Regions from separate parts of the Homo sapiens genome. Here region 2 is linked to region 1. A link is an interaction called in ENCODE POLR2A ChIA-PET data of the cell type or tissue named here. Cell type or tissue: endothelial cell of umbilical vein. All regions are shown on one strand. Links, peaks and the distances in the headings refer to the core of each region. The heading gives the core; the rest is flanking DNA.

What was found. Peaks named below come from ENCODE experiments on the same cell type or tissue, not always from the same donor. Only the 100,000 strongest peaks of a DNase experiment are listed, where the experiment ranks them.
Region 2: POLR2A ChIA-PET joins it to region 1 with 8 read pairs; 3 of 35 experiments call an interaction of 5 or more read pairs at or near these places.

The regions. Positions count from the first base shown.
Region 1 is chr2:181,608,277-181,624,146 of GRCh38, reverse strand. The region is part of intron 1 of CERKL (CERK like autophagy regulator); the gene reads left to right. Among named protein-coding and RNA genes, the nearest start is that of CERKL, 41 kb to the left of the region's middle. In endothelial cell of umbilical vein, for the core only: no CTCF peak of the experiment used is centred there; no DNase peak of the experiment used is centred there.
Region 2 is chr2:181,670,507-181,686,376 of GRCh38, reverse strand. It overlaps NEUROD1 (neuronal differentiation 1), which reads left to right and starts at 5,860. Exons shown (of 2, transcript NM_002500.5): 1 at 5,860-5,947; 2 at 7,506-9,910. The coding sequence starts at 7,517. The coding sequence ends at 8,587. RefSeq lists enhancers at 2,332-2,907, 4,634-5,210. In endothelial cell of umbilical vein, for the core only: no CTCF peak of the experiment used is centred there; a DNase peak (open chromatin) is centred at 8,216; H3K27me3 peaks cover 3,079 bases.

The DNA.
Region 1 (15,870 bases), core at 4,804-12,803:
GCTACTTGTGCCTGATCCCTCTACTCTTATGTCTTATCCCTCTCCTGCTTTCTCACTAGCACCAGCCACATCTTACCGTTCCTTGAACACACCAAGTATGCATTTGCCACAGGACCTTGATGCTTACTGTTCCCTTTGCCCAGAAACCCTTGGAACCAGCTATGTGTTAAAATTCAGATATTTACTGATTTTAGAGAGCTAAAATGGGGTATATATAATATATTACATAACACTCACAGCTGGTTTGTGGTAGCATTTCATAATTAAATAATATTTCTGAATGAAACATTAAGAATGCCCATGCTAAGAGGGATGAGTAAAGACTCAACTCTCATTGTCAGTTCAGCTGCAGAATGAGGTCAGCTCAAGATTTGCTGCCAAATGACTTAAGAAAAAAATGTTTTTGGAGCTTTGGGGATTTCAGAATTGCAGATGAGAGATTCTAGACCCGTACCTACACAGCATGCTCCCTTATTTTGTTCCAATCTTTGTTCAACGATTATTTATTGGGTAGTCAAGGAAGATCTCTGTCTAAAAGGCTTCTCTGTGTGGAACAAGACTGGCATGTGGAAGGTTTCCAATTAACGATATTGAAAGAGTGAAGCTCAAATCATTTTTCACTCAAATACATACTATTTAGAAGACAGTGGCCAGTTTAAGAATAATCATTATTGGAAACAAAGTACTATTTGATTAGGGATAGTTAACACAAACACTTATTAGTATTAGGGATATGTGAAATACTTAATGGATGAGTCATGTGCTGACATAAAACCCATTATCCATTTTAGTTCCTGGTAGCCTAACTGGTTGAACTCTGTTTTATTGATCTATTATTGATTTGGCCTGTAACTTCAAGTTACATTTTAATGTAATTTCATCCTTTTCTGATCACCTTGTGTCTTCAAGCATTTTTAAGCAGTTGATAGATAGTTGAAAGATATTATCACTATTTCAATCTAAAAGATATTATCACTATTTTAATCTACTTAAAATTTTTACTACATTCATTTTAAGTATGACTTATGGAACGAATCGAAAATACAAGATAGTGAAAAACTTGTGAGGATCACCTGAAATTTTAGCATTCACTTTCCTTACATAGAGGAACTTAGTCTCTCTAAAGAATTATGAGTAATAAAGTATCATAATGATATTTGTCTTAGTTTTGGTTAAGTGTACTCCACAGGAGAAAGTTAGGCATGAGCAGGAATTATTGTAGTCCCACATTCTCAAACAGTTCTCCAGTAAGAAAGATTTTATGTGTTTCCAGAAATCATTTTCCTCCTCTTCAGAGCTTTGGGACCATAATTGTATTTAAATTGCTAATCTGTTTTAAGGAATCATAATAAATTGTTTAACATTTATATTCAATCAACTTTGTAATTTGTATAAATTTTTCAGGGTGACATTTGAACAATTTTTAAGAAAATGGGAAATACAGAAGTATTCTTAGTTTTAATATATTTTAAAAAGATGACATGTGATCTACTGACTGAAATCCTTCAATCATTTTTGTTTTTCTCCCCAAGATTAGATAGAATGGATGTGATTTTATTTTTAATTTGCATTATGGAGAGTACTTTTGGGGGGTTTTATGAAAAAGACTTCATTTATTTTGTTAGTGGTACTTCAGTTGCATAAGAAAATGTTCTTTTAAATATAGTGGTCATTTGTGTGCAGCCTTCAAGTTAGCAAACATGCCTTTGAGTAGTCACTATTTTTGAAGGTCTTTATATCTGATTGCAATGGCTTATATTCAATAGTCCTCCTACTAAATGAAATAAAAATGGATGCCTCTTCTGCCACAGAGGCACAGGTGGACATGTTGGTAGCAAGCCCCATGCGGTGTGACACATGGCACAGCCCAACATGGGGGCAAAGAGCATGCGGCTTGAGCTAGGAGTCACTTTATGGCTACTTTAGTGTAGATTTGTGTTTTTCTGTGGAACAGCCATTATTGAAGACATTTATATAGTATGATGTTTGTTTTTCATTAAATGCTGATTGTGATTTCTTAAAAATAGTTAAGACTTGATTAGCAGAACCTATTTAGAAGCCAGAGTTCCCCTGCTTCACCTCTTGCTATCTATATAAATGATATTTTTGACTCTGTCCTTTATAATGTTGGCACCCTGTGCATATTAGATGTAATCAGGGCTGAAAGGAAACTTGAATCCATCTGGAAGCAATAAACTTTTCTAAAAGACTGCACAGTGTTATTTAATCCTGTGACTTCTTACTGTGAGTGAAATTAAGGTTTGATGCAGTTGTGTCACATCGTATTGATATCAAATTTATCTTTCTAAAAAAAAACTGACAGTATTACAGCACAGAGGAGAAGATGGCTTGCTGTAATCCTGTAAGCTATTTTACATTGATTACATGCTACATAATGTACCTAAGTATATAAAATACTTGATCTAGAATGTTTATGTTTTCTCCAAAATTTTCTCATCAGGTAATACTTTCTCAACTTCACCTTTAGTTTTGGCTTCTTATCATAGTACTAACTATGCGGTAGTAATTGTGTTATGATGAAAGGCATGGAGAAGAAATTATAATTTTAAAACTATTATAAAGTGGAGACACACTTGTATAATTACCATCTATGTAGACTGCCAAGGTATAAACATTTAGCTTATTTTAGTATCAGACTCTTTGAATCAATTTAAGGCTTTTTCAATAAAATTGGCTTCCTCTAATTTCTACTCCAAAATGGTTAAAATTTTGTTTTACTTCAAATACGTTGTAGGGTATCATATTTCATGTGACTAGGAGCCTAAACTATATCAGCTGACTGGCATAATTTGTGAATTATATGTGTGTTTATTAAAATTTAAAGTTTTTATTAAGACTTACAATTTTATTAAGACTTAATTTTTTTCCTTACATTTTGAGTAAGTCCAACTGAAAATAACTTAGAGACTTAGGAAATTTGACTACATTTTATAAGTAATTTCCTTGTAATTTTTCTTTCTTGTGGAAACAATTCTTACTGATTTACTTAACTCTTTTTTCAATGGCAAAAATGAAAACCAAATATATTTGTCAACTATATTCTTTTAATTGTGGAAATGAAAGGTTCATATCCCCCATTTGCCTAGCATATTAAAAATAAACATGACCTTTGTCTTGAATGTTGTTAACTTGGATTTTAAAAATCAAACCAATTATAAGCTATATTAAAATTGCTTATCACCTTCCCTTTGTCTTCAGTAAGTCTGGGCCTAAAAATACTCATCATATGAATAAATAAAGTTTTACAAATACTTTTTAGAACATCTTGAATTATATGTGTGTTTGAAGCTTACTTTTGGATGTTCGGTCAACAAGGCTTCTGACAGTTTCTTTTTATCTTCCCTCTATTCCCTGCCACTGTGCACCCCAAAGTGATCCCTGACCACAGTGGTCCCATTGCTGGCATCAGGAAGGTAGACTGAGGAGTTCAGGTATCCTAGAGGCTGTTAGGTGAATCTCTTCTACCTCTTTCCTGGTCCTAGGACCACTGGACACTTCAAGTAAAAATAACAATTACTTTAATCTCTCAGGTAAAGTTTCTTCTCCCTTCCAGCAACACAGATCTGCCTGTGCCGAGTTCAAATACTCTGAACTTTCAACAGTTGTTCTGAATACTTTTTTGTCATCTTATGATCAAATATTGAGAGCATTGAGGGGATAACTGAATGGGCATGGTATAAAAGTCAGACTTTTAGTGTTTCTAAGTAGCAGAACCCTTTGGACAATTTAGAGGGCTGTGCGATATCCTCACCGTGACTGCTGGGAAGTAATGGGATCTGACCTGCAGAGGTACTACCTTGGCTGACAATAATGACAAAAGTGAGAGCAAAGTACATATGACTATCCTTGAGGTCCTCAGGAAAAAAAGAGTATTAGTGAGTTGAACTGTATGTAAGGGTCTTTACCAATAAGGAAGCCCATGCCCAGACATAATCCTTACACCCTGGCAATAGAAACCATCATTGTGGTTTACATCTCATCCTGTTCCTACAGTCCAGCAAGTTCAGGCCACAAAAGGTTTAAGCACTTTTTCCTTTGTTCTCATAGCAACAGTTGCCCATGGAGGTTCAGTTACACTAATATTAACATTTTAATATACACAAAGAAGTGCCTCGAATGTAGTAGGTATTCAAACTTGTTAAATGAAAGAAGTAAACTTTCAGACTTACCTTGAACTACTACAGTTTTATTCTTTCTCTAACCTCTCCCACTACTACCATCTTAAAACCACCATTTAATTAGTATTTTATAACAAGTTATTAAAGGCTTTCAAAGACCTTTGAACCTTCACCCTCTGGTAAGTTAATAACTTCTGATATGCGATTAAATGTCAACTGAGTAGTAGTGGGCCCTAAGAGCTCAGAGGGACTGAGAAATGAAGGTTATTGTTTAGAAGAGTGGCTCAATGTGCTTCGACAGTTGGTTAATATTTGAAAAGACTAGAGTCAAGAAAGCCTTCCATGTGCTAGGAAATGAAGGAGCAAAGGTCCAGAGGTGGAAATGTATACAGTGTGATTAAGGGATTTTCTGATTGATAGTAAATACAGTCAATAAAAAACTTTTATTGGAAGCCTAGCCTGTGTTTGAAGCATTAAGCTAGGTGCTGGGATACAGAGATTAGAGATGAAGATAATGATGAAGATATTGTTGAAGTGAATTGCTGAGAAGCTGGAGAAAGGGCCAATTACCATAATCTGAGGCTCAGGAGGAATTGGTGCAAAGATCATCTGGTATGATATATATGAACTGTATATACAAACTGATCTGTGTAGCTGAACTGATAATGCCAAAAAAAAAAAGACTAGGTTTTTGATTAAGATGAATCCATTAAGGTCATGTTTTCTGTTGGTGCCATTCTTGGAGACCTCCCCCAACCCTATACATTTATAAATGTTTTTCCTGAGGGACTGAGATGGAAGTGGACATATAAAAGGAAAGGTCTGGGCAAATACATAAGTAGGTAGTAAAATCAAGGAACAAATGATCTCAACAAAATTGCCCTTCTTGAAATGAATGAAAATGATGAAAGCCAATCACATTGCATGATGAACTTGGGGTATAGAATATGAAATATTTAAAATTGCTTTATTTCATGATGTTTCAGATGTAGTAGGAACTTGTTGCATAGATGGTGTAAAAACAATCTAGTAATAAAATCTTAGGTATTTAATACAAGGTGAAGAAAGATGCAATGCATAAATCATGCCATTTTAGGCTTAATTTTCATAAGGCTATGCCTGTCTTTATAAGACTATATACCAGGAGTTCTCAAGCTTTTTGGTCTTGGAACCCTTTTATACTCTTAAATCGTTGAAAACCACAAAGACCATTTATTTAAGTTATAACCATTGATATTTGTTGTATTAGAAATTAAATAGACATTAAAAATATTTACTATTTAAAAATAACCAAAAAGATGGGCATGGTGGCCCACACCTGTAATCTCAACACTATGCGAGGCCGAGGCGGGTGGATCACTTGAGGTCAGGAGTTCGAGACCAGCCAACATGGTGAAACCCTGTCTCTACTAAAATACAAAAATTAGCCAGGTGTGGTGGTGGGCGCCTGTAATCCCAGCTACTCAGGAGGCTGAGGCACGAGAATCACTTGAACCCAGGGAGATGGAGGTTGCCGTGAGCCGAGATTGCGCCACTGGACTCTAGCCTGGGCAACAGAGTGAGACTCTGTCTCAAAAAAATAAAAAAAATAAAAATAAAAATAACAGTAAGTTCATTGCATATTAACATAAATAACATATTTGTATTAAAAATAACTATTTTCCAAAACAATCAAAAAAGCAGTACCACTCTTCTATTTTAAATTTTTTCAAATCTCCCTTTTCTAAAAAAAAAAAAAAAATATTGTGTAAGTTTAAGGGGTACAAGTGCAATTTTGTTGCACGGATATATTGCTTAGTGGTGAAGTCTGAGAATTTAGTGTATCTTCACCCAAATAACATACGTTGCACCCATTAAATAATTTTTCAACACCCACCCCCTTCTCACTCTCTTGAGTCTCCTTTGTCTATCATTCCACACTCTGTTCCTATGTACACATTATTTAGTACCCACTTAAAGTGAGAACATGTGGTATTTGACTTTCTGAGTTTTTTCAACTCTGGCTTAATAGAAGACAGCTGAAATCTCAGAATGCTTCTTCATCCAGTCTGTTGTGAATATGTTGCTTTGATTCAAGTATCTAAGGAAAATACAGTTTTACACAGATGTGCAGCTGAAAAGGAAACATCTTTTAATATGTTCAGATAATTGTGGATATTGTCCTTTGATACTATAGCAAAACTTATCAAGTGCTAATTTCTTAAAGGCTGGTTATAATTTGAAATCTGAAAACATATCTATTTAATTGTAGTTTGCTATTTGAAAATTTATTGGTCTGTCTTGTACTTTGAATGGATATTTTGCCCACGTATGATTTTATAACATCCTGTATTGGCCTTTTGGAAAATTTGGTTTACTATTATACAGTTTCTAAATGTTGATAATTTTTATTATAATATATTTTAAAAAGTCTAATGTCACTGCCAGTCTCATCAGAAAATTCTTTGAGATTAGAAAGCTGTTAAGATCATCATCACACTTACAAGTTTTACAAAATTTTAATTTTACTCAAAACTTTATATTTTATCATTGACAAAGCTCTCAGTTGCTTTGCTTAGTGACTGACTCACTTTGTTCATTTTCCAGAAAGTGTTTACCAAATGCTGCTGCCTCAATACCAGAGTCTGTATTGTCAGTTGATCTTTCAAGTAAAAAGTGGTGTTCTATGAAAAACAGCTAGTTCAGCTGCGACTGAAATGATATAAGTGTTTCTCCTGGAGCAAACCACCACTTCGATTTGTAGCAGAAATGCTGTATGTATACTTTCCATTGTTATTACTCATAACATTTTTAAAAATATACTCAAGGGTGGAGATTTTTTTAAAAATAAGTGTTATTGCTTCATCAAGAACAGTTAAATGAAACTGGATTTTTTAAACTGAGTTTGAGTTAATGAAGAATGCAGCAATTATTAGTAAAATTTGGTGCTCCACCTTGATTCATACTGACACTCCAGGAGTTTTACCCACTATTTCTTTTGTACCTTTAGTGCAAATGTTAATATGGTAGGAATGGTAAATGACATCTTTAGTATTATTATAAAAATCGTTTTTACCCTGTATACTCTTTGAGACTACACATTGAGAATTGCTGATGAAGGTGTTTTAATTTATCATAAGCACTGAAAAGATTTACTTAATTCACCAATTTCTCCTGAATATTTGTTTATATAAAACAAGACTATGTGTATACACCTACCTTTTTATTAATGGTAGAGATCTAGGAAAATTAATTTCTAAGAACTAGCCAGGATATTTGGAATGTGAATAAATCATATATCCAGAAAAAAGCTTTAGAAGATTGTCTATGATTGAAAGTCAAACAGCTCTCATTTCTATTATACTGTTCTTTTTCAAAGAATTTACCAATTTTATGTGGTATTTATGATTAAACATACACCATGTAATTTAACATTTTTAATGTCACTTTTACATCATAGGTATTAAAGATTAGCATTTTTATTGTCTGTATTTTAAAGCTCAAAGAATAACATTTAGGCTGGGTGCGGTGGCTCACACCTGTAATCCCAACACTTTGGGAGGCCGAGGCAGGCGGATCACGAGGTCAGGAGATTGAGACCGTCCTGGCTAACACAGTGAAACACCGTCTCTACTAAAAATACAAAAATTAGCCGGGCATGGTGGCGAGCGCCTGTGGTCCTAGCTACTTGGGAGGCTGAAGCAAGAGAATGGTGTGAACCTGGGAGGCGGAGCTTGCAGTGAGCCAAGATCGCACCACTGCACTTCAGCCTGGGTGACAGAGTGAGACTCTGTCTTAAAAAAAAAAAAAAAAAAAAAAAAATTTAGATTTTTGACTGTTTCATTGATTCATCTTAGACTTCACATGAAAATATCTGTATATCCTCAAATGCTTACATTCTTAAGAAGTATCTCAGCCATTTACACATGATAGAAACAACTAAATGGAAAAAAATTGCAGTTGGAAATTCACTATTTTTTATTTGATCCGATAACAATGTGACATTTGCGATTGGACTGTAATTTTCTGTCTTTCTCTCTGAAAATAAGTTCAAAAATTTCCCTCTAATTCTTTTACTAGATAAGAAGCCTACTTCGTTGTAACTCTTGATATATGTATGTATTTAGGAACTTAAGCTTTTCTGCTAATAAATGTTATGTCATAATTCTTGAGGATAGTATTATATTGTGATGGGTTTTCAGTAAACTACAGGAGCAGCCCTATTTGTTTAAACCCTAGTTTAACCTGATTATTAACAATTAAATTGTGTTTTCTTCTAACAATTAAAGTGTGTTTAAATTTATTGGTCCCTTGCTTCACAGATTTATCTCAGTATGTGGTGTATTCAAACAGAATTTTGTATTTTTAATTAGGGGATTAGATAACCAATTCTGAAGAGCCAAAAAAATTGTTAGACATCACATTGCTTAACCATCTAATATACCATAAGTGTGTGTATACACTATGTTGTGGGAGCCATCTATCAGGCAGGCCTGTTTTTCAGGCAGTATTTTAAAAAGTGGACATGTGCAGAAACTGTGAGCACAATTAGCGCCAAGCAGATAAATCCAGCTCTAATCCTGTTTACGGTCTACATCAGACAGATGTGCCAAGATTGATTTAGACAAGCCCGAGGCTTACAGTAATATTTTTAAAAGTGCCATTCGCTGTTCTATTTTTGTTAAACCTTTGCTAAATATTCTTAAGTCTTGTTGGTTTTGCTCTTCTTATTAACCACCGTAAGTAACCTACTTTAAGCAGGTCCCGCTTTGCTCTCATGGTGACAAGGTAACCTGCCAGGAGAGGTTATCTTTATTCCCTGTAATTAAGTTGACTTTTCCCCCCAAAAAAATACAACAATAGGAAGTGGGTGCTGAATTAAATAAATAGCATGATACCCAGTAGATGTATACTTAAGTTCCTTGCAAGAACAGATGGTCCCCAGTATCTCTGTAAGTAATGTGAGAGGACAGTTAATGTTCTGAAACAACTAGCTATAACCAGTATGATACTAATGAACCAGTAGATTTCAAATAATAAACCACATGCCGCCAAGCAAAATTATATGTCATTCATAAGGATTTAATTATCATAACTTGCAAAAAAGTGTCAATAGATGATTTCTATATTTTTATCTACTGATATCAAATATCAATTTATGAATAGAGTTTCACTTCATATTTTTTACCAATAAAGGTATGTTTTAACATTAAGGTAGAATTAAAGTTATATTTAAAATACATGCCCCAAAGTATGTGGTGATTTTTTTTTAACTCCTCTTTTACTATACTGTCTGTATGTATTGGGCTGTATATGGAAATGTAGCTTTTACATACAATTAGGAAAACAATTGCTTTTATTTCTAGCAGAAACTTGTACTATAACAGAAGTGGCTAGCATGGGAATCAGAGTAGTTATCTTGTAGATGACAACTGAAGCAGACATAAAAGATGTAATATTTTTTCAGCACTCAAAAATTTATAAGTAAAATTTTATAAACAAAAAGCAGTATTTTTGTGATTCATATGGAAAATAAAATGAGTCTGAGTCATTCTTAAGGTGATACCGTAAAGGTGTATAGATAAGAAGTCCATTTTTAAATATACCCAAGACAACAGTTTTTTCTCTCAGTATGGTTTGTTTTCCCTTTTTTCTCTTTAATTATGTTTCCCATAAGTATTTGTATATTCTAAGAATGTCCAAAAAATAAATGTTTTGCAGTGGGGGTTGAAAAGAAAGAAAGACCTTTTTAGATTTCAGCTGATCTTATCAGATGATCTCTAGAACCTTGAACCTTCAACCTTCACTGAAGTTAGCTGGAGGGCTTTTCACCTGGAAACCTGAGAAACCTCAGAAGCCTTCTGCTTTAGCTCTCTCTCAAGTCTAGGAAGCCAGTGGCCTGCGACCCCACAGAGCCAGCTGGTCCACTCCTCATATAAGAACTTCGGTAACAATACAAAGACATAGCAAAGCACCATCTAATCTGATAACTCATTAAACAATATTTAGATGGCTCAAGACTTTAAATAAAAACATTTTAAGCTTGTTTATAGAATACTAACAAGTTTTATTCCCAAAGACTATATTCAGAGTGAGAAAACAATTTTCCTTAAAACTAATATTATATACATGTTCATATATGTTAGGAACTAGTTATATGCAAAATCAAGTGACTCTTGTGATTAGAACTGGTCACATTTATTCATGTAGCATAAATGGTTAATATTGCCAAAATGAGTAATAGATCAGATTTTCTATGTGAGATATTGACACCTGAGAGATTTACAGTGTTTCACTGTTGTGAAAAATGGAGTGCTGAAGAACATTTGTCTATTGTTATACATTTGTAAAAGAATTCACAAATTACTAATTTCAAATAAGAACTAAATATTTCTTCTAAGCCTATAGTTTTTCTTTTTAATTTCTTCTAAGCCTACAGTTTTTCTTTTTAATTTCTTCTTGTAACATTGGCAAAAAGACCATTCGTGTGAAAACCTCAGATTTTGATCTGTACACAAATGCAGGAGTAGAGATTGGAAGCTTGAGCTGGAAAAGCAGGAAATACTGCTCAGAGCCTTACAAGGATTTTCAGAATTTTCACTGTTGGGTCCTCCTGGTTGCTGCAGTCTAACCTCGCATCTCCTTGAAGGCAGCCCCAGTTTCTGATGAAATACTCTTCAGTTAATTTATACATATGCTGTCTTGCTGTTTTCCTAAGGACTGCAGGCAGAACTGTGGTTCACCTACTGTTTTAAATTTGGCTAGATTTAAAAACAGATGATCTCACTTATATGTGGAATCCAAAAAAGTCAAACTTATAGAAGCAGAGAGTACAATTGCGGTTGTCAAGAGCTGGGGGAGGGGAAGCAAGGGGATGATGGTTAAAGGTATAAAATTTCAGTTAGACAGAATGAATAAGTTCTGGATCTATTGTATAGCATTGTGACTATGGCTAATAATGTATACTTGAAAATTGCTAATACCTGAAAATCACTAAGAGACTACGTCTTAAATGTTCTTACAACACACCAAAAAAAGGTGTGAGGTAATGAATATGTTACTTAGCTTGATTTTAATCATTTCACATTGTAAACGTGTATGGTACTGATCTTGTACCTCATTTCATTTTCCATATGAATCAGAAAAATACTGCTTTTTCTTTATAATATCTTATACAGCATAGATACAATTTTTAGTGGTCAATTATATTGTAATATATACATAAATATATATGATTTTCATTGGTCAATTATACTGTAATAAAACAGCAAAAAATAAAGTTGTAATTAAAAAATAATTTGGAAGAAAAAATTAGCAAGTGGTTGGAGATTGAGGAAGATGGGACCAATAAGTCCTCCAAGGAGAGTCATACATTAGTTTTTTTTAAAAGTCCATTATTAATCTTATAATATTTAATATGTTTAATTTCTTGACACTTATTAATCCAATTAAGTATGAGAACACTGTGGATAAATCTAAAAACCTTAAAGTTGAGTAAAATAAACCAGATACAAAGAAGCACATACTTTATGGTTACATTTATATGAAGTTCTAGAAAAGGCAAAACTTAGCTATAGTAAAAAAATCATGGTCCTGAGGGAATAACTAGAGAGTGGTATGAGGGAGCTTTCTATAATAGTGGGAAAATTCTGTATCTTTATTGGGATAGTGGTTATGTGAGTGCATATACTTAAAAAAACTCATGGAATTATGCCCTTACAAATCTGTAATTTTTGTTGGTAATTTATACCTTAATAAAAAACAAAACAGATGACAGGGTTAGTGATTGTTTCCTTGAAGAAGGTCTTTACATGGGTCTGTTGTTAACGAGTTGTAGTAAAAATCATCCAAAATGCTTGGATTCAAATCTTAGATCTGTTCCTACCAGATGTGTGACCACAGACAAGTTACTTACATTCCGTCTTCAGTTTCTTCTCTTTTAGGAAAAAGCATCTAGTTTTTGTTGTAGAGATTAAATTAGATAATACAAATGAAGTACAGAGAACAGCGTTTGGTGTGTAACACATGTTCATTATTAGCTACCCTTATTTTTTAGAGAATGGAAATTTTTAAATTTAAACTAATCAAACTATTTTAGGATAAGCAAGTGAAACAATCTTTTTTTCAATCGATCACAGAAATATTTTCACTGAAGACAAATTAGACATTTATATAAGCAAACTACAGTGTCATTACCATTCAAATTTTCATATGCATATTCATGCTTACATGCATATGAAAGCATTACACATATGTATTCTATAAATATATACAAAACAGTAATGGAAATGTGCTGTACTATTTTGAACATCTTTCTAGTCAGCCCGGCATTTTATTTACTTTTGAGACAGGGTCTCACTCTGTTGCCCAGGCTTGAGTGCAGTAGTGTGATCTCAGCTCACTGGAGGCTGGAGGTCCTGGGCTAAAGGAATCCTCCTACCTCAGCCTCCTGAGTAGCTGGGACCACAGGAAAGCACCACCATGCCCAGCTTATTTGGTTTATTTTGTTTGTTTGTTTATTTTTTATTTTTTTGTAGAGATGAGGTCTCACTATGTTGCCCAGGCTGGTCTCAAACTCCTGGGCTCAAGTTATCCTCCTGCCTCAGCCTCCCAAAACACTGCAATCACAGGCATTAGCCACTACACTGACCTCTACATTTTAATAGCTGAGTAGCCTTCTGTTATATGAATATACTTTTTTTTAACAAAACCAATACTCCATTATTGTACATTTAGGTTGTTTCCAAGTTTCACTCAAATAATGCTTGGGTAAGTAAGTATTTTTATTTATTATTATTATTTTTTTGAGATGGAGTTTCACTCTGTTGCCCAGGCTGAAGTGCAATGGTGTGATCTTGGCTCACTGCAACCTCCGCCTCCTGGGTTCAAGCGATTCTCCTGCCTCCACCTCCTGAGTAGCTGGGGTTACAGGTGCACACCATCATGCCTGGCTCATTTTTGTATTTTTAGTAGAGATGGGATTTCAGCATGTTGGTCAGGCTGGTCTCAAACTCCTGACCCTGTGATCCGCCCACCTCAGCCTCCCAAAGTGCTGGGATTACAGGCCGTGAGCCACCACGTCTGGCCTGGATAAGTATTATTTTAGCTAAATTGTGCATATTTATTCCCTTAGAGTAAATTCCTGGAAGTAAATTGCTGGATCAAAACCAGGTATATTTTAAAGAATTTTCCTTTTCTACATTAAAAATAATTATAATTCTGATTACAAGAAAGGAAAATTATGGAGCTTCATAAGAAAAAATTAGTCTCATATTTCATACCTCATATTGCATATTTAATAGGTAACCAGTGTTAAATTTGTTGTGTGTTTTCCACTGGGATTTCTTTTTATCTCCTTTAATAAAAGCAGGATCAGATCCCTCAGATTACTTTGTAACTTGCTTTTATTCTACTTTTTCATACCTCTTAGCATGAATGTCTTTCCAGACCAGAATACAGAGATTTCACTTACTCATTTATGAGCTGCAGAAGATGACTATGATTTATTCAACCATTCTCCTATTGAAGAGCATGAATATTGCTTCAGATACTTTTGTTATTATAAATATTAGTGCAATTAACATTTTAAAGTCTTTTGATACATATTCCCAACTTGTTCTCCAGCAATTACCATTTTTGCATTCCCACCAGCACTGGGGCTACTTCCCTTTAGTTGCACCATCATTTAGCATTATTTTTGATCTTGTGCCAATCTAAAAGGCAAAAAGTGGTATCTTGTTGTTTTAATTTGCATTTCTTTGATTACTAATTAGATTGAACTTTTTCATTTGTTCATTGGTCAATTTGCATTTCTTCTTTTGTGAAATGCCTGCTTGGGTCTTTTATGTACTTTACCATTAAAGTGTTTTTCTTGATTAAATAGATTATGTAACTGTCATATGTTGCAAATATTTCTGTCCATTTGGCCTTTGCTTATGACTTTTTATGAGTCTTTAGGACTTTTGAGGTCTTTATTAGGTATTCAATAATTTTAATGTTAAATATATTGATGTCTGTCTTCCTTTGTGTCTTACGGCTTTTCTATTTAAGGTTACGTAAATTTCTAATATACAAATATTGGTGTATATTATGAAATAGGGCCCTATTTTTCTTTACAAAAGATTAGTCAGTTCTAAATCATCCTTTGCTATTTCTAGCGGCGCTTAGATGCCACCATTATCACATCAGTGAATTTTTAAATGTGTAATTGTTTCCTGATCTATTCATTTCTCTATTCCTAGATACTTCTATTGTAATAGCTTTACCAAATATATCTGATAGGGTGTGTACTCCCCCTCATTACTTCATTTATTTATTTATTTATTTAGAGACAGAGTTTCAGTCACCCAGGCTGGAGTGCAGTGGCATGAACTTGGCTCACTGCAACCTCCGCCTCCTGGGTTCAAGGGATTCTCCTGCCTCAACCTCTTGAGTAGCTGGGATTACAGGTGTGTGCCACTACACCTGGCAAATTTTTTTTTTTTTTTTTTTTTTTAGTAGAGACAGGGTTTCACCATGGTGGCCAGGCTGGTCTCGAACTTCTGATCTCAGGTGATCTGCCCTTCTCGGCCTCCCAAAGTGCTGGGATTACAGGTGTGAGCCACTGTGCCTGGCCCCCTCATTGCTTTTAAAACATTTTCTTACTGTAATATATTTATTCCAAGAGAATTTTCAAATATTTTATGAGATTCCTTGTCCATTCCTTACATCAAAAAATACCACGGAGATTTTGATTGAAGTTCTATTATAAGTAGTTACTTGGGGTGGGGGGAGGGGGGAGGGATAGCATTGGGAGATATACCTAATGCTAGATGACGAGTTAGTGGGTGCAGCACACCAGCGTGGCACATGTATACATATGTAACTCAGCTGCACAATGTGCACATGTACCCTGAAACTTAAAGTATAATAATAAAAGAAAATAAAGAGAATACTGGCATGGAAAATATGTAATCTTGGAACTTGTTGTATCTCCACTTATTCAATCCTTTGTCTCTCAGTAGATTTTGAATGGCTCTTTATCCCACACGAGTCTAGAATCATTTTGCTAAGTTTATTCCTAGATATAATATGCTAATTGATATGGGAATTTTTTTTATCTCCATTATACCTTCTTCTTGGGTGTAGACATATTTGTAGCCAGCTTCCTCACTGCATATTTTTTATTAGGCCTAATGGCATTAAGTTTATTATTTTGGATTTTACAAAAAAAATTATGATAACATCTTTAAATAGTTAGTTTCAACTCCTCCTTTCCCCTTAAATCCATCAATTACTGTCTTTTATTTCACTTTCCTTATGTACTGACTAGAATGCCTAGAATAATTGAATGCTATGAGTAATAATAGGTATTCTTGCCCTGTTTTTGGAAATCCTTCTGGATTTCAGTAAGTGTGATGTTGGCTTTTGGTTTAGTATCTTTAAATTTGCAATTTACAAGATATTTTACATTGGAATAGTCATTGAGTTGTTAAGTAAAGCACAAACATGTTAAATTCAGACTGAAGTACAGGACTTCAATGAAAAGTTAAAAGAGTTTATTTCATCACTTTCATTTTTTCTTTCCCTCAGTGGCTGTTTGTCCCCTCCCCCCACCCCGCTCCATCCCCCAGCTTCCTTCCTTTGTGCTCTTATTGTTCTAGGTTTGACTACATAAAAAGAGACTCTCAATTTATATGTGATACAAGACCATAACTAATATTATAAAATTAGTCTAGAAGAAGTTATTTGCAACCTATATAATAAGGGACTA
Region 2 (15,870 bases), core at 5,132-13,131, 62 kb before region 1:
CATCAATAAGTGTGTGGTGGGGGAGGGGGATATGGTGTATATATTTCTCAGATGTTCAAAGTACCAAAGGAGCTTTCTCTTCTCAGTTATGTCTTTACTAGACTTTTCCAGTATATGCTGGATAAGTTATGACTACTCATTATGCAATATTTTAGATCTGGCATGATTTAGCTAATTGTGTGGCTCACTGAATCTGAGTGAATAATGCCATTTAACTTCTGTTGGCTTATTTTTTCATGAATTTACCAGAAATTGTTTACAGTATGAAATAACTGAAATGTTGATAAAGTGGTGGTGAAAAAGATTTTATATTTTCAATAAAACTTATACTCCATAAAACACAAGCAAAATCAAAAACATTTTTAGAGATATTTTATTATTTCTATGGACAGTAAACAAGAAATTCATTTTGGTTTTGAAGCTGTGTGGCAAATAAGTGCAAATATTGGAATAATGACTATCTTTTTGAAAGCTATTCAATTTATGATTTCTGTCTTTGTTTCAGACTAGCCAGCTCAAATTATAGTTTAAGCTCTTTCCTTGCCCCTAAATCTGGCTACCTAGTTTTATAGGAAACTTACTGTGAATATGTGCCTAATTAGATGCAGACTTACAGGTCTCTTTGACTAAAAGCTCAGTCATGGCGCCCCATGTTTTTTGTTTGTTTGTTTTTGTTTTTGAAACAAAGCAAACAGGGAAGAGTGGAAAGGAGGAAGGGAAAGAAAGGAGGAAGAAGGGGAGGGAGGAAAGGAAGGAAAGGAGGAGGAAGGGGAGGGAGGGAAGGCAGGAAGGAAAGGAGGAAGGGAGGAAGGAAAGGAGGAAGCAAGGGAGGAAGAGAGATTTTTGCTGAATCTAGTAGGCCGAAGGTCAGGGCCGTTGGAGTGGGAATTGTCCACGGTGCTGATAGGTTGAGGAAGTCATTCCTTCCACAATTCGCCTGGGGCCCTAAACCTGGTTTGCCCGCGTTCCTCCCGTGCCTTTAGGAACTTGTCCGGGTCCTCTCTCCCAACCCACTGCAGCAACCATTGTTCTTGCGACGCTCCGGCGCCGTCGGTGTGTCTCGGCTCTCCACTCCTGAAGCTACACACAGCTACCGAGGATTTTTGTTTGCTTGCTTCTTTCTATTAAGGCAAAGGTTGGCAAATAGCGTGTGCTTGTCAGTTCCCTGGCCCTGCGATCCCCTTTGGACAGCAAGCTGTTCCTCGATCCCCGGGAAACAGGTGTGCGCCCTCTGCTCACGCTCCTCACCCGAAAGCAGGTGCGACCGTGGACATACACTTAACACTCTCACACCCATCCACTTATGCCCACTTTCACATACACATTCACATTCATTGACACACACCTGCACACACTCATATGTTCACATACACACTAACAATCACACACTCATTATATGCACACACGATTTGCACACACATTCACATAATCTTGCACACACACGGATTCACACACGTACATTCAAGTGCAATCACACACTTTTGCACACACAGGGCATCGGACGCACGAGGCCTTGAGCAATTGTGCCCGTGACCTACGACTGCCAAGATACTCCTACTGAGTTGATTTTACGTTGTTGATTCTGAGTGTTGGATGGTTTAAGGAAAGCCCCTGGATCCTGACAGGGAATCAGAGACAAGTCCTTCCAAGGCCTGTGGGAGCCGACAAAGGAGCCACCAAAGCCCCGTCGGGACCGGGAGGGCATAAATAATAAATAAAAAGGCCCAGGCAGGCCGAGCTGGGGAAGCCCGGCACTAAATCACTCCCTAAATCACAGTCGCGTCGTGCTCCATCCAATAGCTCTAAGCGATTTGTGGGGTTGGGGGTTGAAATCAATTTTTTCCGTTCTCGCAGGTGCAATATGAATCAATTATCTTAATTAAGATTATGCCGCAAGCCCAGGAGATTTGGGGAGGATGGGTTTTGCGCTCGGGGCGACGGCGAGGCATTTTAATAGCGTCTCTCGTTGCTCTTGGCTCTCCCGGGTCGCCTGCCTGTCGAGCCTGGGCAGCTCCAGCCTCAGGCCAGGACCCGGGAGCCCAACTGCCTCCCCCGGGGCGGAGGCGCCGCGTCGGCGGTCTGGTCAGAACCCGCATCAACCCCCCTTCATCCCCCGAAGCTCTCAAGAGCCTCCGAGCTACCCAGCCTGTGCAGGACCTGCAGCTCTCAGCCCTCCGTTCCTGCGGCCCCTGAGCCCCACGGTCTCGCGGGCCCCTCAGCCACCCGGCCCCCTCACTCCGCTCTCCCGCGCCCAGGCCCCGACACCCCACTCCTAGGCAGGGCGGGGAGAGGACGCGGGAACCTCTCGAGGTCGGCCGGGCTGCCCTGGCCACACTTGATCCTTTCATTGAACGCAAACCTCCCTTTGCAAGAGCGAGCATCTGTTTCCCTGAGAAACAGGTCACCGCCAGGGACGCCGGCCCGGCCCCTGCGCTTTATCTTGGCCCTGTGAATGCTTCGCCCCCGACCTCCCGCTCCCCGCTTTCGCCTCCAGCCACACGCTTCCCACCCCCTACGTCCGGGCCACACGCCTCCATCCCTTCCCCACCCCCATCCTCCCACATGCCTCCCCCTTCCCCTCCGCCCGGCCCAGGCCACACTCCCCTCTCCCCACCCCTGGCCACACGCCTCCTCCCGCCCCCCTTCCCGCGGGCGCTCCGGCTGCCGCTGTAACGGCCGGGACGCCCGGCCCGCGCCGCGCGCTCAGAGCGGGGACCCGGGAGGCGGCAGATTTGGGGCATTGCTCGAGGGCAGTGAGTCATGAAAGAGGCTTTTGTTGTCCGCGCGTGCGGTTCGCGTGCCGCTGGGTAGCCTGCAGCGCCCAGTAGGGACGGGAGCTGGGGGAGTACAGCTAACGGGCAGCGAGGGGAGAGACAAAAAACTTAGGGAATCAGGAGGGGGAAAAGTGTGCAACCGTCCAAACAAGTCCAAAGAGAAGAAAATAAGGAGGAGGAGCGGGGCCGCGGAGAAGGTCCTCAGTGCTAAGCCCCGCCGCGCCTTCAGCTCTGTCCTCTCCGGGATCCGGCTGACTCTCTTCTCTCGCCCCAATTTCTCGCGCCTTCAACCCCAAACAAAACGCACCTCAATCCAGGCCGTGTCCAGGCTCCTCTTTTTAGGGCCTTACTACCCCGCATCTCCTGGGAGCCTCGCGGGCACTGGCTGAGCGTCGCGATGCCGGCGCCCCGGGTCGAAATTTTCCGCGCAGAGGAGGGTCACATCGGAGCGCTGCGGGATGGGAAGCCCAAGGACAGCTACCGTGAGACCCAACCTCAGCCCTGTCTCTGAAACATCCTGGAGTGGCCTTTCCTTTGTACAAATCTCCAGGCCTGAGCGAACAACGCGCAGTGGGATTAGAGATGAATTTATCAAGGGTAGAGGGAGGAAACAGACTAGTAATTCCCGCACTTTACGCATTTGAGTCTCCGTCTGGCAAAACACTCGGGCGTCCCTCTTGCTCAAGAACATCTGACTCCACCATAATTCTCCTGTATTGCACAGGATGTCGCGAACTGGAGGTTTCTGCTTTCTGGGGGTGAGGACAAGGATTTAGCAGAGGGACCTCTAGGCTACCCCTGACCTCGAAGCTAGCTGGAGTCCTTTCTCCCACTCCGTCCCCAGTTCTCCTCCGGAACTCCCCAAAGTTGGAAAAATGAGAGCCTAGGCACGAGTTGCATATGCCTGCGGCATAGTGTGCTGCCAGTCGGGGCAGCTGCCGGGTGAGGGGCAGTACTTAACCTGGCCCTGCCGCAAACGTCGGGCTGTGTACTATCTTCTAAGGGCTAGTACTCCGACGCCCTCGAGTTTTAGCCCAACACTGAAGATACAGACAGTACAGGGGTAAATCCTGGGCCCAGGCTCCTGGGTGAATTATTTTATCCTCCCCTATGCGCTTTGTCAGCCAAGTGAATGTAGAAAAGCAAGCAAAACTCCAGAACCCCACAACGATTCACGCCACGCTTCGGTGGCACAACTCTTTTCTTCCCCTTTTAGATTAGTACTGTGCAGGGAAGGCTGCACCTGCTACCTTCAGACACCGGGGATCTGGCTAGGACCCTCTTCCTCTACCCCTACTCTCTCCTCCCGTCCCCACCCTCTCCCAGATGCACCCCAATCCAGCCTCTCAACCCTGTCGCTGTTTGCAAACTCGAGGGATGTTTAGTGCAATTGCCTTTAAATAAGCAATTCACGTAAGAGGTATTTATTGCAGAGGGTTTCAGGTCTGGGAGGGGGTAAGGAGTTAGTTAATGAAGGATTAGAGGCAAAGCTGGGAAAGAACGAGTAGACAGGCCAGTTTCTTTCTTTCTTTTTAAAATCTATTATTCTGGAAAACCCTTGTTCGAAAAGAGTAAAGAATTGCTATTTGGGCAACAATATGGCTCCTTCAGAACTGGTCGAGAATTTCTGTGGTCTTTGCTTGACCTTCAAGTTGGGAGTTTCAAATCAGAGGCTTTGAAGTCTGGAGGAGTTCGCAGCCATTAATCCTTCCGGGGTTGTGCTAAAGGCGTTTCTAGAAAGAGATCGGAAAGACCCGTTCAGCACAGGCCCATTGCATCTTCTCTTTGAAAACGCTTGTCTGAATCAAGTATCTTATACAGACCCGAGACTGAGGGGAGCAAGAGCGCAGGTCCGGCTGTGGCGAGGTGTCCACCACCGTACTTGTGGTCAATGCCTGGACTAGAGAGCCGAGGCCGTCCAGGGCGGGCTGGCCAGGGAACCAGAAGCGTCCCTGGACTGGCTGAGTGAGGGTGCCCTTTCCAGCAACCCAGTGGCCATGGTTAAAAGGCAGAATACAACCGTCAAAGAAGTCCCCAGCTCCCACATAAGAGAGCGCAAAGGCCAATGGAACCAAGGCCTCCTCGCGAGAACTAGCTCGCTTTGAGGACAAGATCCTGGGGATGGAGGTGGGGACTGACGTAGTGAGAGGGTCTGGAGGAACAGTCGTAGCTGAAGGTCAGGACATGAAGAATTGCACGTATGGTAGGGATAGAATGGCAGGTACAACTTTTCTGTACTGAAGGAACTGGGAGAGGACGATCCGGTTAGGGAGGTTGGGGAACTAATCTCAACGCTGCGTTTACAGATGAAGCCGCTTTTATATGGCGTATATGTTTGCTTAGAGGGGCCGACGGAGATTAGGAGAAGCCATCCTTTGGCGCCAATGATCAAAGCGTCTGCCAAGGAGAAGAAGCCAAGGGATGGGCCTTTCAGAGAGGGCAAGGAGTCATGCTGCTCTGGATGCCAGTGTCAGGACAAGAAATCGAAAGGAGCGAGGACTCTTCACTGCGTGCCTCAGTCTCCCCGCTTCTGCCTCTTTCACCTCTGTCCTACTTCCGGCGCGAAAGCAGGCCACTCGCTCTGATCTAGACCTAGTTAACATTAGCTTTTCCCTTCCTTCCCTCAAATCCCCTCCCCCCTCTATCCCCGTCCCTTCTGCCGCCTGAAAGGGTTAATCTCTCCTGCGGGTAAAAACAGGTCCGCGGAGTCTCTAACTGGCGACAGATGGGCCACTTTCTTCTGGCCACAAAGGGGCCGGAATGGAGCGCTCCGCGGCATACAAATGGGCAGGTCACGTGGTTCCAGGCTCTTGGCTGGACCGGGAAGACCATATGGCGCATGCCGGGGAGGAAGGAGGAGGGGCGGGGGTAGGGGTGGAGGGTGAGGGGAGCGGTTGTCGGAGGAGGGCGGGAGACGAGCAAGGCGTGGGGAGAAGTGGGGAGGAGGGGAGAACGGGGAGCGCACAGCCTGGACGCGTGCGCAGGCGTCAGGCGCATAGACCTGCTAGCCCCTCAGCTAGCGGCCCCGCCCGCGCTTAGCATCACTAACTGGGCTATATAACCTGAGCGCCCGCGCGGCCACGACACGAGGAATTCGCCCACGCAGGAGGCGCGGCGTCCGGAGGCCCCAGGGTTATGAGACTATCACTGCTCAGGACCTACTAACAACAAAGGTAATTACAGTTCTTTCATTTTTTTGCCCCAGAATAGAAGCAATAACTGAAGACTGATGAACCTACATATTCTGTATGTGTGCGTTTGCGAGAGTGTGTATGTGTATTGAGACCAGCATCCCCCTCCATAATTGCCCATAAGTACTCACACATAATGAGTCGTGTCACTCAAGTACCCCCTGCAGGCTTTCTAATTTAAATTTTAAAAATTTGGGTTTCTTTTGTGGATAGCATAGGAGCTTCTTGGATTTTTTAAAAGAATGCACGGTAACTATGATTATCTGCTAGTGCTGATTTTAAAGTCCCAAAAGCAATAATGACTTCACTTTCTCACTTCTTACAGTAAGAAAAAAAAATCTATGTTATCAATATATATTTTGTGTGCATGTATTTTACGCACATTGGGAGTGTCAAGCTGTGTTTTCAGTGAATGAAAGGGACATGGATACCTTGAGTATTCACACCATGGAAAATAAATCAGGTTCAGAGATAGTTTAGTTGAGAGGGGGGAAAGTGGAGAAAGGGAGAGGGACTCACTCCTGCTACCTGTTACCGCTCCAGAGGCGGCCAAGTCCCCAGCAGCCACTACTGGAGCCAGAAATTCAGTTGTTTTACTAAAGGCTTTTTATTTTCCTTACTAGAAGCGGCAACTTCGCGGTTGCCAATCGCTGACCATTATAATTACTCAATCTTTTAAAGGGAGGTTTGAGGCGAACTTTGAAAAGCCCCAATAAAGAGCGGGCGGCCCTTTCAATGGGCTGTTTATTAGAGAGGAGCCTTCCGCACCTGATCCCCGGCGCGTGGGAGAGCGCTCTGCGCCGCGCCCCCAGCCCTCGCCCTGCAGCTAGCGCTTTTGTACAAGGTGGAAATTTAGCGGTGGGCCAGAGATGGAAGGCAAGAAAAGAAAGGCGAGGGAGGGGTGGAAGACCCTGTCCACTTTTGTTGCCAAATGTTACATTGATGGTGAAACAATTTGGTGGAAACTATTTTTCCTCCTTTCTGCATTTGCTTTTCAGTATCCCGTCGATGTAATCTTCTTAAAAATCGCTGCCAGTATTAGTAAATTACGCAATGGCTGTTCAACTTAAATCGCTAAGTATCTGGAAGCCAGGACAGAAATGGAAGTAGAATGTGTGATTTTACAGCTTTTTTTTTTTTTTATGGAGTTGTGAGTAACTTTGAACACATTTGGATAAACATGAAGTCGCTGAAATGTACAGTCATTTCCACACACATTATCCTGTCGGGCAACCACCATAAACACATTTAAGTTAATCACTAGGATACAAACACATATGCGTGAGTGGTGTACACATATACATATTCACTACCCTCCCCCAGTCCTGTCCTCACTCCTACGTACTAGCGGGGCACACGCACGCGCCATTATAAAACACTGCATTTAACTTTTTCTCAGAGGCATTCATTTTGTAATGGGCAGGTACTTTTCGCAAGCATTTGTACAGGTTTAGGGAGTGGAAGCTGAAGGCGTATCTGGCTTTTGAATATAGCGTTTTTCTGCTTTTCTTTCTGTTTGCCTCTCCCTTGTTGAATGTAGGAAATCGAAACATGACCAAATCGTACAGCGAGAGTGGGCTGATGGGCGAGCCTCAGCCCCAAGGTCCTCCAAGCTGGACAGACGAGTGTCTCAGTTCTCAGGACGAGGAGCACGAGGCAGACAAGAAGGAGGACGACCTCGAAACCATGAACGCAGAGGAGGACTCACTGAGGAACGGGGGAGAGGAGGAGGACGAAGATGAGGACCTGGAAGAGGAGGAAGAAGAGGAAGAGGAGGATGACGATCAAAAGCCCAAGAGACGCGGCCCCAAAAAGAAGAAGATGACTAAGGCTCGCCTGGAGCGTTTTAAATTGAGACGCATGAAGGCTAACGCCCGGGAGCGGAACCGCATGCACGGACTGAACGCGGCGCTAGACAACCTGCGCAAGGTGGTGCCTTGCTATTCTAAGACGCAGAAGCTGTCCAAAATCGAGACTCTGCGCTTGGCCAAGAACTACATCTGGGCTCTGTCGGAGATCCTGCGCTCAGGCAAAAGCCCAGACCTGGTCTCCTTCGTTCAGACGCTTTGCAAGGGCTTATCCCAACCCACCACCAACCTGGTTGCGGGCTGCCTGCAACTCAATCCTCGGACTTTTCTGCCTGAGCAGAACCAGGACATGCCCCCCCACCTGCCGACGGCCAGCGCTTCCTTCCCTGTACACCCCTACTCCTACCAGTCGCCTGGGCTGCCCAGTCCGCCTTACGGTACCATGGACAGCTCCCATGTCTTCCACGTTAAGCCTCCGCCGCACGCCTACAGCGCAGCGCTGGAGCCCTTCTTTGAAAGCCCTCTGACTGATTGCACCAGCCCTTCCTTTGATGGACCCCTCAGCCCGCCGCTCAGCATCAATGGCAACTTCTCTTTCAAACACGAACCGTCCGCCGAGTTTGAGAAAAATTATGCCTTTACCATGCACTATCCTGCAGCGACACTGGCAGGGGCCCAAAGCCACGGATCAATCTTCTCAGGCACCGCTGCCCCTCGCTGCGAGATCCCCATAGACAATATTATGTCCTTCGATAGCCATTCACATCATGAGCGAGTCATGAGTGCCCAGCTCAATGCCATATTTCATGATTAGAGGCACGCCAGTTTCACCATTTCCGGGAAACGAACCCACTGTGCTTACAGTGACTGTCGTGTTTACAAAAGGCAGCCCTTTGGGTACTACTGCTGCAAAGTGCAAATACTCCAAGCTTCAAGTGATATATGTATTTATTGTCATTACTGCCTTTGGAAGAAACAGGGGATCAAAGTTCCTGTTCACCTTATGTATTATTTTCTATAGCTCTTCTATTTAAAAAATAAAAAAATACAGTAAAGTTTAAAAAATACACCACGAATTTGGTGTGGCTGTATTCAGATCGTATTAATTATCTGATCGGGATAACAAAATCACAAGCAATAATTAGGATCTATGCAATTTTTAAACTAGTAATGGGCCAATTAAAATATATATAAATATATATTTTTCAACCAGCATTTTACTACTTGTTACCTTTCCCATGCTGAATTATTTTGTTGTGATTTTGTACAGAATTTTTAATGACTTTTTATAATGTGGATTTCCTATTTTAAAACCATGCAGCTTCATCAATTTTTATACATATCAGAAAAGTAGAATTATATCTAATTTATACAAAATAATTTAACTAATTTAAACCAGCAGAAAAGTGCTTAGAAAGTTATTGTGTTGCCTTAGCACTTCTTTCCTCTCCAATTGTAAAAAAAAAAAAAAAAAAAAAAAAAAAAAAAAAATTGCACAATTTGAGCAATTCATTTCACTTTAAAGTCTTTCCGTCTCCCTAAAATAAAAACCAGAATCATAATTTTCAAGAGAAGAAAAAATTAAGAGATACATTCCCTATCAAAACATATCAATTCAACACATTACTTGCACAAGCTTGTATATACATATTATAAATAAATGCCAACATACCCTTCTTTAAATCAAAAGCTGCTTGACTATCACATACAATTTGCACTGTTACTTTTTAGTCTTTTACTCCTTTGCATTCCATGATTTTACAGAGAATCTGAAGCTATTGATGTTTCCAGAAAATATAAATGCATGATTTTATACATAGTCACAAAAATGGTGGTTTGTCATATATTCATGTAATAAATCTGAGCCTAAATCTAATCAGGTTGTTAATGTTGGGATTTATATCTATAGTAGTCAATTAGTACAGTAGCTTAAATAAATTCAAACCATTTAATTCATAATTAGAACAATAGCTATTGCATGTAAAATGCAGTCCAGAATAAGTGCTGTTTGAGATGTGATGCTGGTACCACTGGAATCGATCTGTACTGTAATTTTGTTTGTAATCCTGTATATTATGGTGTAATGCACAATTTAGAAAACATTCATCCAGTTGCAATAAAATAGTATTGAAAGTGAGAGCAATTGTTGCATTTCTTCTTAAAGGGATTCTGTTTTTATTTTTGGGGAAAGTAGTTGCTTTTTTGCTGAGTTAAAAAATACTAAACACTATATGTAGAATAAAAGAAAAGAAAAAAGTTTACCTTGGCATATGCTCTTGTCTGTTTATCTTGCACAGGGAGTCACCAGTTCTATGTAGATAATGAAAAGACCTAACTGATATTTCATTATTTGGAATATGGGACTGGACGGCAGTACAAACAGTGTGTTTTTTTCTTTGTTTTAAGTGGCTTAGCCTTTAGGTTTTTTATTTCCATTTTTAAAAATGATTGTTACATGTTTTCTTCTATTTCTTTTTTTAAAAGGTGGATTTTAATAATTATTAACAAGCAAGACATAAACAAGTATCCTAGCTTAGTTTGTCTATACATTTAAGATGTATAAAACATTACTATTTTCTTGGTCTTCTGTTATCTGTACATTTTTCTGAACTAAACAGTTTTATCTTGCAAACTAGTACTGTCCCAGAAAAATTTATACACCTTTAGGAAGTACCAAAGGGAAATGAGTTAATTAATTTAAAGAATCCAAGAGAAGTAACATTTTATAATTGTTCTATTAACATCTTGTGATGATTTCCATCATTTTTCCAAGAAAAAGCATAATGGATTATTTGTACTGAAGAACACACTATTTGTACTGTATTTAGGAAGGTGTAATTATTTCCTCCCCCCACCCTTTGGGGCACTATTCTGTTGTTTCATGAACACAACTCACTGGAAAAACTTATGGATGATTCTGTCTATTGTTAAGTCCACTTCAAAAAAAAAAAAACAGTTTGGCATTTCTTTTCCTCTGGATGTATTGACTGACAGTCATGATTCCTAGGGAATATCATTTTGGCACTTGTGCCCTGGCTCTACTGTGGTGCTCTGATTACTGTCATTAGTAACTCCATTGTTTCTACTCTGATTCGGGTGCCACATTGGATGACTACCCCCCTTCCCAAGCTTGTTCCTTTAATCTCCTTCTCATTGGTGATTTAGGGGTTCCAGAAAGCTGACCTCATTTAGCAAGCTGCTCCAGAAAAATGTGAGTAATGTAATGGACAGGAACAATTAGCCATACTAATAACATTGCCAATGAGGCTGCGTCAAGCTGTGACAGAAGCAGTAAGGAATACTTCGACGTTAAAAAAATGTTTGAGAGCAATTTAAAATATATTATTTTAACATGTTTTCTATCAGCCTTCATCACATGACAGAAATACTTTTAAGTTAGTCCCAACTTTATCTAAAATGCAGCAATCTCATTCCAAGTGAATCAGAGTTGTTATTTTGGAATCAAGCTGTTGCTTTCTATATCCTGGATTGTTCTCACTGTTCTTACTTTAAGAGACATAATACTGATATGATACTTGAATACTACCAGCCTTCCAGTGTAGGAGGTAATGAAGTGAGCATTCAGATCTGATCTAACCTATTAAGTAGCTCAATTTCACCTGCAATTAAAATTAGACATCTTCATGCAAACTAAAATCTGTTGCTGTAGTGAAGAGAAGAAATAAAAGAATGCCATTTTGAGAATTCCAGCTTCCAAAATAGCAAACAGGGAAATCTAGACTGTGTTCTTTTGTAAGGTAGAAATGAAGACTAAAAGTTAGGTTTTTTTTTTTTTTCTTCCCATTTTGCCAATACAACTTCATTCTAAAACATAGGGATTCTTTCAGTCAGTCAAGGAGTAACTCACATGCCACCATCTTTTATTCAAAGGCAGGCACAGATGTTCCTTCTGCAGGGGAGGATTTAATTTATGAAAATGATATTGTTTATGCATGAATGAACTGCATGCACTCTGCATAACACATAGCACTTCCATCTGATCAGAGAAATACCACAGAACCAGTGCCAATGTCAGAAACATATTCTACAAATTTACTCACTTAAATGTTTAATGAATATTTGGAAGGCATTTTCAAACCATAAGAAACATTTTAAATTATCTTCTTTTATGAATTCCTACCCATATTTAAAAGAGACTCTTACAGTTTTTGTAATTGGCTAATGCTTATACCCAGTTTGTAAGAAAAGAACATATTTTACTAAATGAAAACCAACCAAAAAAAAATGCTGGCAAGTTTGGCTTCACTGGAAAAAATATTTCGTTTAGTTTTGCTGTTTAATGCTTGTCATGAATAATATTTGGGATTCTATCTGTTTCTTCATCTTGAGCCACGACTATTCCTATCAAATAAGATGCTTAGGTATACTTGTTTAATGTGAAAATCCTATGAATAGTTATTTCTAGAAAAAGCTGGTATGTAAAATCAGGGGGAAATTTCATAAAGATGAAATTGGGCTAAATATTGTAACATGCATAATTACTATTGAATAGGAACACTTCACATAACATATTTTACTTTATATAACCAATTGCAGCTATATAGTATGATCTATCTACTTTTAATCATTAAAACAATTATATATAAATTAAAATGAAAGATTATAATATCAAGAGTGTTCTACTAATTTTAGGTTTATAATATGTTACAGTAAAATACCATTTGAAATAAATTTTGTGTTCTAATTTATCTTAAAATCTCTCTGTTTTTACATTTGAAAGTCCTTACATTCTTACAAAATTAATGCATTTTCTGAAAGAAGCTAGCAATTACTAAAATGATATATGGATCATTAGCTAACAGTTTGAATCAAGCTGTTTTAGTTCTATAATTATACAAGAAATTTAAAGTGAAAATACCTATTAAGCAATTAATAAAACTAGGTTTCAAAATATTGGCTAATTTTCTCCTAATGGGAAATGTAAAATAGCAAAACTGCTTCTTAAACTACACAAAAACCTCCTCACTTCTCCTTTTCTCTCTCTCTAACACCACTTATTTCCTGAAAATCATCTAAATAAAATATTTAATTCCAGGGTCTGATGAAGAATAAAAGAGCCAATGCAACATCTTGTGGAACACCAGGACTGAGAACTCTTGTTGTTACCATTGCAAAGAGGCGTTCTGGCGTCAGATGCACAGTGATTTGTATGGTGGCATAATCATTGGCTCCTGGCCAGGCATTATGTTTCAGAGGACACTATTGTCAAGAACCATTCAACTAGAAATCTGCACTGTATGCACTCAAAAGTTGAGATCATCTGCCTTCCTATGACAGGAAGAATTCTGTGCTGGCAATTGACTCATGGACTCTCTTCACATACACTAAGGCTTGGTCCAGTGGCTCTGATGGAATTAACTGTGCAGCCAAACTAGTGGCATTGACAAGACAGGGCCACAGTCTCTGGGGACTTCAGGAGAAATTGCTAATTTTAAAATGCAGAGTATTATGTTAATGCTGGATTAAATCTTCAGATACATTAAATGTGGATTTGGCCATCTAAGCATTATTATGTTATTTGCCCAGTTAATTTAGAGGTAGATGGATGGTGACAATAACCATCTCTACAGATCCACAATTCTAAGAGATGGATCCAATTGTGAAATGATATGGAGAGATAGAGTAAGTTCAATCTAGCATATATGAAGTAATTTGGTAACTGACTTTTCTTTTAACAAGATCAAAAGCTAACCTGCTTTACACTTTCATGTCTAAGGACAGCCAACCAGAGAGATGGCTTCACACACTAGCCCACTGCTAAGTGCTTTTCATTCACTTTCATATTTCATCATCAAAGCACCCTCCTGCCTTATTTATAGATGGGGAAACTTCAGGAAGTTGAGATACCTAGATATTTGCATTCCTGTCTTCCTTTCTTCATTCAGGTTTTTCTTTCATTGCCACTTCCTCAAAGAAGCTTTTACTGATTCCCATTTAAAATAGCAACTGACTTCAACTCCACCAAAATCACTGTATTGCCCCTCCCTCTTTCCAGAGCATTTGCCTATCAAATGTTATCTTATGTATTTACTTGTATAGCTTAATTTTAAACTATCTATCTCTAGGTCTTCTGAGCACCTGAGAAACAGAGACAAAGTTGTCTCTTCTGTGTGTTGCTGTTCCTCTGGTGCTTAGAAGACCTAGAGGATCCTCAATAAATATTAACTTTCCAAGGGAACTGAAGAGCACTAATGTGATGCTAAAGCCTGTTGCCTTAACCACTATGCTATAAGTCAAATCAGTTGAGAATGGAGAGGACCACAAATTATTTTCAGTCCAGCAAGTGTTATAAACATTAATTCTATAAAAAGAAAACAATTGAAACTAATTTCTTATTATATTGCATGGCACCAAACTCCCCCCACTTCCTTTTTGAGGATCATGAGTTGTCTGTCATTGTTTCTTTTTATTGATATCAATTGGTTAAATATAATCTGGAATTGGAATAAAAGAAAAACTATTATAGGCTTTTTCCAGACCATGTATTTCAATGCATATTATTTTTTCCTTTCTGTTCATTATTCTTTCAGTAATTGCACTTGTTCTATTTTTAGTGTTATGTAAAATTACTGTAGCTCATAATTTCTATTTTGAAGGGTTCAGTGTATAAACTTAGCACATCAATACTATCTTTTTAGTGTTCGCGCTCAATGGTGTCAGTTAAGAGATCACCATCACTTTTGGTGACGTCAATGAAGGGGTATTGCAATGCTTAAGAGAACTGTTAATCCCTTTCCACTGGTGTCACTAACAATTGTAGTGCTTGTTTATTCATAGCAGGTACGTGACTAAGTAATGTTAACATCAAAGCAGAAAGAGGATAATAGAGTGTTCTAAAAAGAAAATTCGGTGGTTGGGTGCAGTGGCTCACACCTGTAATCCCAGCACTTTTGAGAGGCCAATGGGGGTGGATAGTTTGAGCCTAGGAGTTCAAGACCAGTCTGGGCAATATGGTGAAACCTCGTGTCTACAAAAAATACAAAAACTAGTGGTGCATGATGGCATGCATCTATAGTCCCAGCTACTCGGGAGGCTCAGGTGGGAGGATCACCTGAGCCTGGGGAGGTCAAGGCTGCAGTGAGACGTGATTGTACCACTGTACTCCAGCCTGGGTGACAAAGTGAGACCCTGTCTCAAAAAAAAAATGATTTGAGATAACATCACTTGTCATTGTTTGTTAACTGAATAATCTTTATTCTAGCCAGTGCCTAAATACATAATAAATGATAGTACAAATGGATATAAATTATAACTAAACCTAAGTAGTGATATTTATCACAATATTTCTTTACTAGAAGAATTTCTTTGTTAATAGAGGCAAGGCTACTTGTTTAGATACCTTAAAATAACATAAGATTTTTGGATAAATAAATTAATGATTCTTTGATTCTGACTGGCATATTAAAAATATTAAGCGAAGAGATCTTTGCTTCCCAGGTTTTATTTTTTGTCTAATTAACTACTGGTGCATTTATATTAAAACATATTGTCAAGGGAAAACGTATATATATATATGTGTATATATGGTGTGTGTGTGTGTGTGTGTGTGTGTGTGTGCACACATATGCTATACTTGGTTGAGTAGTATCCCCTTCCCTTGCCCACCTCTCTCCCAAATTTATGTCCATCCAGAACCTCAAAATGTGGCCTCATTTGAAATATTGTCTTTCCAGATTTAATTAAGATATAAGATGTAAATTGATACAAGTTCATGCTGGATTACGGTGGGCCCTAAATCCAATCACTGATGTCCTGATAAGAAGCAGACAGAACACACAGACACACAGCATACAGGAAGAATGGCATGTGAAGGCAAAGACAGAGACTGGAGTGATGTGTCTACAAATCAAGGGGCCCCAAGGATTTGGGGCCCACATCAGAAGCTGGGAAAGAGACAGGAATTCTCAGCTTCTCCTTCTGAATCCCTAAGAAGGAATCAACCCTGCTGACACCTTGATTTTAAACTTCTTGTCTCCAGAACTGTAATATAATACATTTCTGTTGTCTTAAGCTACCCAGTTGCTGGTGATTTGTTATGGCAGCCCTAGGAAACTGATAGGTATACTAAAATCTCTA